Regions from separate parts of the Homo sapiens genome. Here all the other regions are linked to region 4. The links are chromatin contacts, found by Hi-C or POLR2A ChIA-PET in ENCODE. All regions are on one chromosome and are shown on one strand. The core of a region is the stretch at or near the end of the contact, and the rest is flanking DNA. Distances in the headings are between cores, read along the strand shown. Region 1 holds the start of CALU (calumenin). Region 2 holds the start of RBM28 (RNA binding motif protein 28). Region 3 holds the start of TNPO3 (transportin 3). Region 4 holds the start of KLHDC10 (kelch domain containing 10).

Evidence for each region. Hi-C counts contacts between places; a loop is a spot of excess contacts on that map. ChIA-PET counts read pairs that join two places held with the same protein, here RNA polymerase II (POLR2A). Pooled maps may share reads with other maps.
Region 1: a map of B cell shows a loop between it and region 4 (10-fold over the local background). The contact joins the promoter of CALU here to the promoter of KLHDC10 in region 4. A Hi-C loop is called at or near these places in 2 of 168 maps with a recorded cell type or tissue (B cell and naive thymus-derived CD4-positive, alpha-beta T cell) and 5 of 50 pooled maps.
Region 2: a loop to region 4 is called in a map of naive thymus-derived CD4-positive, alpha-beta T cell, with 35 times the contacts of the local background. The contact joins the promoter of RBM28 here to the promoter of KLHDC10 in region 4. A Hi-C loop is called at or near these places in 1 of 168 maps with a recorded cell type or tissue (naive thymus-derived CD4-positive, alpha-beta T cell) and 5 of 50 pooled maps. POLR2A ChIA-PET finds 5 or more read pairs at or near these places in 1 of 52 experiments (Panc1).
Region 3: a loop to region 4 is called in a map of CD4-positive, alpha-beta T cell, with 8 times the contacts of the local background. The contact joins the promoter of TNPO3 here to the promoter of KLHDC10 in region 4. A Hi-C loop is called at or near these places in 2 of 168 maps with a recorded cell type or tissue (CD4-positive, alpha-beta T cell and CD8-positive, alpha-beta T cell) and 9 of 50 pooled maps.

Annotation. Positions count from the first base shown.
Region 1 is chr7:128,738,062-128,740,761 of GRCh38, reverse strand. It overlaps CALU (calumenin), which reads right to left and starts at 1,403. Exons shown (of 7, transcript NM_001219.5): 1 at 1,330-1,403. RefSeq lists an enhancer at 1,067-1,166 and silencers at 1,447-1,586, 1,657-1,796.
Region 2 is chr7:128,342,576-128,345,275 of GRCh38, reverse strand. It overlaps RBM28 (RNA binding motif protein 28), which reads left to right and starts at 1,368. Exons shown (of 19, transcript NM_018077.3): 1 at 1,368-1,600. The coding sequence starts at 1,483. It also overlaps the pseudogene RNU7-27P. RefSeq lists an enhancer at 1,228-1,427.
Region 3 is chr7:129,053,669-129,056,368 of GRCh38, reverse strand. TNPO3 (transportin 3) reads left to right here and starts at 1,258. Exons shown (of 23, transcript NM_012470.4): 1 at 1,258-1,718. The coding sequence starts at 1,599. It also overlaps the pseudogene TPI1P2. RefSeq lists a silencer at 120-414 and enhancers at 120-414, 1,226-1,725.
Region 4 is chr7:130,069,161-130,071,860 of GRCh38, reverse strand. KLHDC10 (kelch domain containing 10) reads right to left here and starts at 1,327. Exons shown (of 10, transcript NM_014997.4): 1 at 1,052-1,327. The coding sequence starts at 1,217. RefSeq lists a silencer at 1,123-1,292 and enhancers at 1,393-1,582, 1,613-1,812.

The sequences.
Region 1 (2,700 bases), core at 154-2,653, 1.3 Mb after region 4:
AAGCTATATTGAGTACTATTCACTCAGGCATACTCAATACATTTTTGTGAGCTCATGGCTTTCCTACTTGTGATTCTCAAAAGAATCCTATTGGAACCCCCCCACCCCCCAATCACAGTAAAACCTCAGATTAGGTCTTGGCAAACTCATTTTCTTGACAAATACAACTTAGAGGTTATATCTGGTCCCTCATTTGGATTATACTATATAAATTCTTCAGTGATTACTGTCGTTTGGTATTTGGTTAATTAAATCTACTGAGTGAGGTCAAACTTGCATTTGTCTTGTGTCAAGTTCCATTCTATGGCAGACTAATTTAACAGAGATTCCAAGGTTCTCTGCCTCCAAGCTGAATAAGCTACTAGAACAAAAAACAACTAGAAGCCACCTTATTCCCAATTCATTAACGTTGACTTCATGGTCCACACCAGAAAATGAACGCAACTCAATTCTCGAAGACACTATTCTAGAATTTTATACACTTAGGAATTCAGATCACAGGCTCAAAAGTTTTAGCAGGAGACCCACGGAGCTTGGGCCTTGATGCAAAAGCAGCTTTTGAAACTGCAAGCCACTCTACGCTTAATCGCGGCAGCTATAGGGAATTAAGTTTATTTCTGACCGCAGCATGCTAAAAATCAGTAGGATATGGGGCTAGAAGCAACAAAAAACGTAACAAAAATTAATTCCCCAATAAAGCTTTAAAAACTATTTTCCGTCGCTAACTGAAGTACGTAGCCAAATATGGAAGCTCTAAACATTCAGCTTTTCTTTAAAATCATAGATATCACCTAGTGTCGTCACTCGTTCTCTCCCCCCTTGTTTCTGCACCCTTTAGGTGAGTGAACACGACCTTGGCAGATGCACCCTACTGTCGGGATGTGGCCTTGGGGCGGAGCTGGCAGATACAAGCAGGATGGTGAGTGGAGGCGGCAAGGAACTCTTACAATAACACTATCCAAATGCCCTCCGACCTTCCGGAGGCAAAAAATGACCCTCTGGTGCCAGAGACTCGGTGAGTGGCGTGACCTAGAGATGGAGGACCAGGACGCAGCAAACCAGGCACAGAACAGTACCCAACGGGACAGAGTTCCACCGGACCAGCCCCCTTCCCAGAGCGCGCGGTAAGACGGGCGGCGGCCTCCATCCCAGGCTGCACACAGAGGGTCCCGGGATCTCCAGCAGCATCAGGCCTGGGACCCGGGCGCCAGCAGAGACAGCGGCACCGAGTGAGGCAGTCCCCTGCCGCGCCAAGAACAAGACCGGGGACAGAAAGAAAGCGAATAAAGATGAGGCAGTGGTGAAGGGGCTGGGCATCACCGTACTTACCTTTCCTCGTAGCCCCCACAGCACAGGATGCCGTGGCCGCCGCTCACCCACCGGCTCAGCTCACGCGCGCAAGCACCGCCCAACCGGAAGCGGGTCCGCACCCCGCCCTCATCCGCCTCGCCGGCGGCCTCCCGACCAATCATCAGCAAACCCGCCGCTGTCGCATAGCGTCCCCGAGTAGCCATTGGTCTAACAATCGCATAGCCGGGATTGGCTGGAAAGCGCCACGTCCCCGGGACCGCGCCGAGTTGCGTGGAGCGGATTCCCGCCCAACTCTCGTCCCCGGGATTGTTGGGACGGCGGGCTCCAGCCCCAGCCCCAGCCCCAGCCCCGTACTGCGGGTGGCGTGGGCGCGGCCGTGTGGCCGCCACGTCCCCATTCACAGCTCATGACTCTGCTTCCACAGGGCTTCTTAGACTATCCTGCTAGTTATCTTCATTCCCACAAGACCACCAGGGCGGAATTAATCCGACTGAATCAGTCACCAACTTTATTGAACAATCCCAACTTTTTCTTTCCCTTCAGCGCTGCGCCCTGCGCTATCTACAGGAGGCTCTTCAGTCTTTGGCACCAGTGTATCTTTTAGCTCCATCTCCCAACACTCCCCCTCATCTTGCGCTCTGGGCACCATCATCTGTTTCCTAACAACCGGTCCTTTTTCATCTCTTAAGATTTTTGATCAAGAGGCTTCCTCTGCCAGGAATAAGTGCGTTTTCCTGATTTTCTGCCTTGCCAATAGAAGTCCCAGTTCAGATGTTAGCTCTAGAAGCCTTCCCTGACCTCACTAAGCATAATTCTTACCTTATTTACCATCATAGCTGTTTATAGCTTCAGTACACTTTGCCAAATTCTGCTATAAAATGTAGCTTATCCATCTGTCCTCTTCTAGAGTAAGCTCCTGGGTAGGTATCTGTCTATTCATCTTTATATCTGCAACTCTGAGCTTACTGCCCAGCTCAGTAATGTTAAGTGAAGGGAATGGGCCGAACCCGTTGCATGTCCCTGAAAATTTAATTTCATGTCATGAAATTAAAACAAATATCAAATAAAGGCTACTATAGCTTCAACACAAATGGAATGTAAACCTGTGGCATTCTTAGCACATAAAGCCTCTGTAGTTTAAAATCAAATTGAGACAAGTTGTAAACTCATGAAACAGTTAAGCTCATGAAAGCAAGCTAGTTACTGTCAACGTGAAAGGTTTACAACTAATCCTTCTGGCATTCAAAGGAGTGTCAGTGACCCTTGGTGGTAGTCAGGGAAGGCTTCAGAGGAAGATATGACTAAGGCTGGACTAAGGAAGTCCCAAATGGACTATTCAGCAAGAAGAGTAATAGGAATAAGGACAAGTGGAGGGCAGAGTGGGAGGTA
Region 2 (2,700 bases), core at 119-2,618, 1.7 Mb after region 4:
CAGAGCAAGAGTCTGCTAAAAAAAAAATTATTTAAAAAATGGCCTTGGGTACTTTTTTTTGAGCTAGTTGTTCTGCAAGGTGTAGCTCTCTTGCACCTATTCAGGTCCTGAGCCCAGTGGCATGGCAAACACTCTCTGTGTTCCAGAACCAGGAGCACCCAGATTTCCTAGCCAATTAAGAGCTCTCAGCTTTGGGTCTGTCTGATGAGCTGACTTGAGACAAAGATCTTCTGTTTCTAGGAGGACATGGGTTCTAGGTCTCTGTGTATAAGTTGGATGTTATGTTTGCTTTGAGTGTGTTTGATGTGGTCCTGCAGTGTGTGTGCTGTGATTTATTTGTAAGAATTTTTGGACTAATAGTCTTCCCAGCCAGGTGTGGTGGTTCACACCTATAATCCTAGCACTTTAGGAGGCTAAGGGGGGCTAATTGAGCTCAGGAGTTTGAGACCAGCCTGGGCAACATGGTGAAACCCTGTCTCTGCAAAAAATACAAAAATTAGCCGGGTGTGGTGGTGCACCTGTAGTTCCAGCTACTCAGGAGGCTGAGGCAGGAGGACTGCTTGAACCTGGGAGGTCGAGGCTGCAGTAAGCCGAGATCGTGCCAGTGCACTCCGGCCTGGTTGATAAAGTGAGGCCCTGTCAAAAAAAAAAATCTGTTTCCACCATTAGACTGTAATCTCTATGAGGGCAGGGACCCTGTCATTTCTTTGCTCACCAGTTTTATCCCTAATGCTTGGCTCATAGTTAGAGCTCAGTATATATTTATTGAAATAATAATTGTGTACTATCTGTGTCTATGTGTATTTTAGTAGCTACAATTTGTTTGTGAGGCTGAGGTGACAGACAGCTGGTGTTCTCCGAAAATGAGAATCGTCCGAATGATGTATATGATATATCTATGTCTACGTGTTAGTGTTCCGGTTGTGTTTTATGCACGTAATCTGGGAATTTGTGGAGGCACTTCAGAAAATATCAAACACCCACAGTATATCAGATCCTGAGTTACGCCCGGGGCAAAAACGACTTCTTCTGCCTGTCCTGCTAACTTTGGGGAGGATCTGGAGGTGAGATTTTTAAACAGGGTAGAAATTATTTATTTTTATTTTGTATATTAAGAAAAAAAATTACTTTTTGGAGGCCTTCCGGCAAAAACCAGAAAGCCTGCTAGGCAAATTCTAAAAAAGCTGTAACACTAGGGTAGAAATTATTGATGCCAAGTTTACACAAAAGTGGCGAGGGCGATGCTAGGGCAGGGGGCGGAGCCCCGCTCCAGAAGCTACGCCCCGGGGCGCCATTATTTTTTCATTCCGGAACCTTTTATCCCCCTCCCGACCATGTTTTCCTCCGGTCTCTTTTGGGCAACGAGCACTTCCGGAATCTCTCGGCGTGTGAGCTTGGTTGTCCTACCAAAGCCAGCGTTTCGGCTCGCGTGCGCCGGCCTAGTTTGCTCGCGTCCTCACGCGCTTTGGGTTTCCCGGTCTCATGGCCGGCCTGACCTTATTTGTGGGCCGCCTCCCGCCCTCGGCCCGCAGTGAGCAGCTGGAGGAACTGTTCAGTCAGGTGGGGCCGGTGAAGCAGTGCTTCGTGGTGACTGAAAAAGGTAGGGGCGGGGCGGTCGAGGATAGGGCTGGGGTTTCCTGCGATCGAGGGCACCTTCCCAAACTTCAGGGAGCCGTATCATTCTTTACCCTCCCCGAAGAGAAGGGACAGGGAACTGAGTTTCTTTTCCAAACTGATTCTGCTTTAGATGCGTTCATAGGAGTCAGTTTATGAAGGGCAAAGCATTCCCTTACGTTTCTATAGCGCTTTCTGTTGATTATGCGCGCTAAAAATGAAAATAGTTAACTAGAGCATCAGTAAGACTTATTGAGAGTCACCTGATTGGCAGGTACAGTGATCAGTTTGATACAGGTTATCTCATTTAATTTTCTCAGCAATCTTACCGGATGGAGAGTCTTAATGTCATTTTACAGACAGGAATCCGGGATTTAGGGGAATTTAGTAACTTTAAGTTTGTACGGCTGTTAAGTAGTGGACCCCCGATTTGATCCTCAGACCTGGACATCTTAGCCAGGATGCTATCCACTTGTTCATTCATTTATTCAGCAAATACTTAATACCTACTGTGTGCCAGGAAGTGTTGTAGGTCCTGGGGATGCAGCAGTGCACAACACCAAACCAAAAAAATCTTTGATTTTATGTCTTCAAGGTGGGGAAGAGAGCCAATAAACGAGCCAATAAACAAGCCAACCGTGAAAATGATGTCAAATGCTAAGGAGAAAAATAAGCCAGGGAAAGGGGTTAGGAAGTCTATGTGCATGTGTATAGTGGGGAGAGGGGGTGAAGAGTGGCAATATAGATAGGGTGGCCAGAGAAGGACGGACTGAGGTGAGAGAGTGAACACATGCCTCTCCGGAGGAAGAACAATTCAGGAAGAGAAAACAGCAAGCTCAAAGGTACTGAAACAGAGGTGTTTTTGGTATATTGGAGGAGTAGTAAGGAGGACAGGGTGACTGGATTGAAGTGAGTAAAGGGAAGAGAATTAGGAGATGAGATCTAGAGTAGCAGATCATGTAAGATTTTTTTTTTTTTTTAAAGACTGCGTCTTGCTCTGTCGCCCAGGCGGGAGTGCAGTGCCACGATCTCCGCTCACTGCAACCTCTGCCTCCTGGTTCAACCCATTCTCCTGCCTCAGCCTCC
Region 3 (2,700 bases), core at 9-2,508, 1.0 Mb after region 4:
ATGGGCCACTTTTCTGCCCAATCAGCTCATCTGACTCCCCAAAGACACGCCTTCTGAGTGCCCCAGGACCACACCACCCACGTGACTCCTAAGTCTTTGACCATGCCAGGGCTGATCTCCCCAGTAAAGGCCCCATTAGTCACTTTGTAGCAGTTCTGCGGAGCCACAGCAATCTTGGGAGCTAGCTTCTGCCGGGCCAACTCGTTATACGCAGTGGCGAGAGCACAAATCACCTTGGTGTCGGCAGGCACAGTGGCCGCGTTCTGAGTGCCGATGAGCTCCCCCAGACATTTCTTCCGCCCGTTCATCTTCCAGTTCCTCCCCACGAAGAACTTCCTGGAGGGCGCCATGGCGCTGGAGCTGAGGCGCTGTAGGTCAGTGTCAGCGCCTAAAACGGGTTTTATTAATACTTGGCAAGGTTGTTAGGCGGATTAAATGAGATCTTGTAACTACAGTGTTTTACACATTGTGATCATTTATCAAATAGCAGTTATTTACTAGTGCAAAGGACTAGCAGCAATGTTAATATCAATATACTGTTACCTTTTGTCCCTAATTTCTCCATAGTACAGTTTCCAATATTTCTGTTTTCTTTTGTGAATTGTTAGACCACTGGTATTGGATTCGGACAGAAAGGCATTCACAAAAATACAGTTCAATGTGAGAATAACCCTAAAGATGTATGCAAAATGCTCTGGAGTTAGAGCACCAGGAGCTGTAAGCAGAATGAAGACCTCTTTTGGGCTTAAGAACTAAGTAAAGGGGAGCTGAACAAAGATTCTAGGCATTTTGGATTTATCTCAATGTGGCACATATTTCAGGTTTGTAAAATAGTTCAGTTGACTACGTGTCTGTCTCCTCCACTAGAGCCAGCGTAGGTACCATGTCTTAAGTCATCTTTGGATCTCCAGTACTGTGGCCACTCTAGGGAGAGTTGAATTGACGCGCCTTGATCACCAGGGCAGAAAAGGATTCTCTGGAGAGGGATGGGGCAGTCGGAAGGGGTAGGAAAAACCTGGATCCGTTTCCAAGGAGCTGAAGGCAGCTCAGATATGGGGCACATCTCGGCGCTAATGTCCCAAGCTGCTAGCGAGGAACAGAGAGAACACCGGCTCTTCTTCCCGGCTCCTGGCCCGGCAGGGTTACTTCCGGGAGGGGGCGGGGAGACAAGAGGAGGCGTGCCGGGAAGGAGGCCGTTTGTAGTGTACCAGGCGGAAGTGTGCCAAAGGTATCGGTGCTGTCGCTTCCGGTCCGGGTAAACGAACCTTAGGTACACTGGTGTGTGGCCTCCCAAGATAGGCTTCTGAGGGCAAGTCAGCGACTGAAGACGGGAGCGCCAGAATCTGTGGACTCAAGAGTCTAGAATCAAGTGGAAAAACCGGAAAAAAGGCCAGGAACCTGAATACGACCTAATAGCTGTTTCCGAGGGGGCAACTTCCACGGAGAGCCTTCTGCCCTGGTAACGGCCAAAGAGGAGGAGATGGCGCCAGTCAGGGAGCGGCCGTGGCCCAGACAGTGAGGAAGCGCGAAGGCGGAGCAACCGAGGAATCCTCCGGAGAAGAATCAGAGCCGTCGCTACCGCCACTACCGCCACCACCATGGAAGGAGCAAAGCCGACATTGCAGCTCGTGTACCAGGCAGTGCAGGCGCTTTACCACGACCCAGATCCCAGCGGAAAGGAGCGCGCCTCTTTTTGGCTTGGGGAGCTGCAGCGTTCGGTGAGGGGCCCAGAGAGGCAGTTCTGTGCCGCACGGCCGGGGCGGGGTGGAACCTAGGCTCCGGGGGAGAACCTGAGCCCGGCAGTTGACCTCGTGAGGTCCTCCTTGGGGAGGAGCTGCTGTCGTGGGGTGGGGCTGCGAAGCTACATCTTTGCCGCTTTTGGGAAACTAGTCGCACCTGATCGGTCGCGAACTGGCCCTTTCCCCACCCGGCAGAATCTGATTTGTAGGTCTTATACTCTTCGATTGTGGCATCAATCTAATCTTGTTTAAGTTCTCCCTTTGCCGTTGCTTCTTGGGCCGTGCTTTTCCGTTTTGTCTTCCTCCCACCAAATCCAACCCCAGTGTTTCTCCACCTTCCGCTTAAGAAGGCTTTATTCGTCTCCCCTCCGTGTCCAAGACTTGCATCTGGCATTTTGCTCCCAGTCGTAGCCTTATGCCTCACTCTTTTTGCCTATTTTCACTCCAGTTTGAGTCTGTTCTTCTCGAAACTTCTCAGGTTTCTAGATTCTTACTCATGCGAGTTTTCCCCTTGCTTTGGAGTGGCAACATAATATGAAGAAAAAACAGTAATTCTGCTTTCAGAAAATCTTTGGAGTTCTCATTTTGTTTCATATTAATCCTCTAACCTTGTTATTTCTCTGGCTTTTAGATTTTTATTTATAAGATGGGTATCACTGCTGCTTTGATTATTCCATATAAAACTGTGTGTGCATCCGGTGAGATATTTAATTGTAGCTTATATCTGTTGTATTTCTGCATTCTTTGATTCATGTTTTATGCTTCCTGCCCTAATTTTCACACCTTTGCTGTGCTTCATTTCTGTGTAAATGTGTATTCTTGGTTATCTGGCTGACTTAGGTTCTAATGTAGGATGTACTTTAAAAATTAAGTACTTTGAAAACTAAAGAGGCTTTTTTTACAGGCTGACAAAATACTCACCTTTACCTTTATTTTTGCATTTTATACTCACAACCATATT
Region 4 (2,700 bases), core at 78-2,577:
GAAGTATAAGGTACAGTCTTAAGCACAATTCATAAAAACCAATTCATCATGTTCTCAAAACTCATCAGCTAAACAAATATATCACTAATATAATCAATATTATTCACAAAAAACACGATGAATAATTAACACATCATTCCTGATAGTTCTTTTCATAGTAAAAATAAGCTTGCCCAGTGGGATATTTGACGTTCTCTGCATTATTTAATTCCCTACCTTCCTTCTACTAGATTGAATATTCAATTACAAACATACCTCTTTAAAATTGTCTACACATACATATCCACTTGATTTTATTTTGTTTTCAAAAGCATCTGAACTCAAGGCTAGGGCACTGTAGACCAAAATGTCAAATAATTGTATTGGGTACATTTTTCCAATTCTCAGTTGTTTTTATATTGTAAACACAGCATAATTGTGTCACTAAGTATATTTTTGATCTTCACTTTCTCCCCTTAAAACCTAGACACCATTATCCTGTCTCTGAACATTCCAAAATATTAATAATCCAACTAGTTTTCCCTAATCCTCTAGGTTCTCTTTCCCATACACTCCCCAGCCAACACTCCCCCACCCCTTTCTTCCGTTTCAGAATGCCTCTTACACACACGCCCCGTGTAGTTTTTACAAAATCACTCCTTGGAATGCGTTTCCTTCTTCTCTCCTTAACTTGGCACCCTTTTTGAAATAATTTCCCACAGCTAGGCGCCAATGTCTTTCATTTACAAGATCAAACTGCGGAAGGGGAAGAGATTGGGAATCGAGTAACCGAAACATTTGGAAATGTCAATGAGACAGTGGCCTCTCCTTTGAAAAGAAAACACAACTCTCAGCACAGAGCTTTCAACAGAGCACAGATACTTTTCTTCGCTGTGCTCCTGTTCCCTCCCTGACCTCAAAGACACCTTCCCTTTTCTCTGATCCCCAGTCCCTCTGCTATGCGTGGGGCCTGCCTTTCCTCCTCCCAAGGAAAAGCAAGCCAGGGAGAAAAAGAAAAGGTAGCAGTCACCTTCCCGCCCGCAAGCGGTCAGGACCCTGTCCCACGACTCACCTGGCAGGTGCGGCCGCCCGGAGAGTTGCACGAAGCGGTTGAGCTGGCCAGTCCCCCGACCCCCGCTGCCCCCACTGCCCCCGCCGGCCCCGCTACCTCCGCCACCAGCGCCGGCGGCGCCTCCTCCCCTCCGGCGGTTCCTGTCCCAGCCCTGGGCGGCCGACATGACCCGCTAACGATTGCCGCAGCCCGGTCCCGTCAGCGCCTGACCCAGCGGAACCAGCGGAGCCTCCTTCCTGGGCTCCTCCAGAGACCCAGGAGACAGGGGAAGGGGGCAGCGCCCGGTCCCACCAGAGACCAATGACTTACCGCCTTGGTGAAAGGCAGCCAATGGTCAGTCGTTTTCTTGGTAGGTGGCGGGAGGCGGAGAGAAACGTGGTAACCATAGCTATGGCTAAAAAAAAAAAAGTAGGGGGAGAGAAAGGCAGAAGCAGCCACTCCTAGCTCTCATCGTCCGCTCTGGGCTGGCCGGCGTCACCCCGACTCCTGCGGGGCCAGGCGGGCCAATCGAAGACCGAGTGTCAGAGGCCGCGCCTGCGGAAAGACTCCCGGGGACGGCCAGTGCCTCAGTCTTGGTTAGGATTCAGGAACTTTTTCCCATAAACATTGCAATCAGACACTGGATATACGCATAATACACATATTTGGGGGCAAGACGGTATTCTGCCAGCTTTTCAGATTGAGATCCCATTCACTGATGGTTGACACACACAAAGGGCTTGCTTGGGGTCCGGGTAGGTGAGGGGACCCAGGGGCGGAGTCAAAGCTAAAATGTAAGAACCAGATATTCCTGGGTTTCATTTGTCTTTCAGTCGGCTTAGCTGCATTTGTCCCTGTATAAGCCACGTCCCAATCAAACAGTTTTAAACCTGGTTAACAAATATGGGAAAATGTTCACTCTCACCTGTAATCTTAGAAATACAAAATAAAACCCCAATGAGAAACCATTTCTGGTTTATTACATCAGTAAAGACTTTTCAAATAACACCTGGCAGTGTGTGGAATGCCAAGAAAAAGGTATTCTCATAGATGGCTGATGGCTCTGTAAATATTTTTGTTCGCTCAAACTCCTTTTGGCTAGTAGAAAATTTTAATCAGCTTGGAAGATATATAATCAAGAGGAAATGTAAAATTAAATAAAAGGCAGCAACGGGTATGGAAGATCAAGATCAAAGAAAATTTTTAATGTGCCGATCAGGAGTTTCTATTGTTCCAAAATTAAACAGAAATTTTGGCTTGAAACTTACTGGGCGCAATGCAGACTGGGAAAACATACTATACACTGATGTTTCTGAATGATAAGGAAAAAGCATATCAAATTCCTCAAGGGAAACAAAACTTTTCAAGGTCCTTAGATGTGACAGATTTTTTTTTCTTTTGCATTAGAAGAACCTTACATGGTTGCAGAGAAAAAAAAGAAACTCTGCTGGAGCTGAGGACAAATACCCTTTGTACCTGGTGTGCAAATTTCTGGTCGCCACTGGCACTGCCTCCTTGTTTTCCTACTTCCAGTCCCTGTAGGCAGAAATGTTTTAGTCACTAGCACCATAGCACGCTGCTTATGAAAATGTTTGAGACTTGAAAAAAAAAAAAGCCTATGGTTCTAAAATATAAAAACCAAAATTAATATATGTTAACTGTTTTTTTTT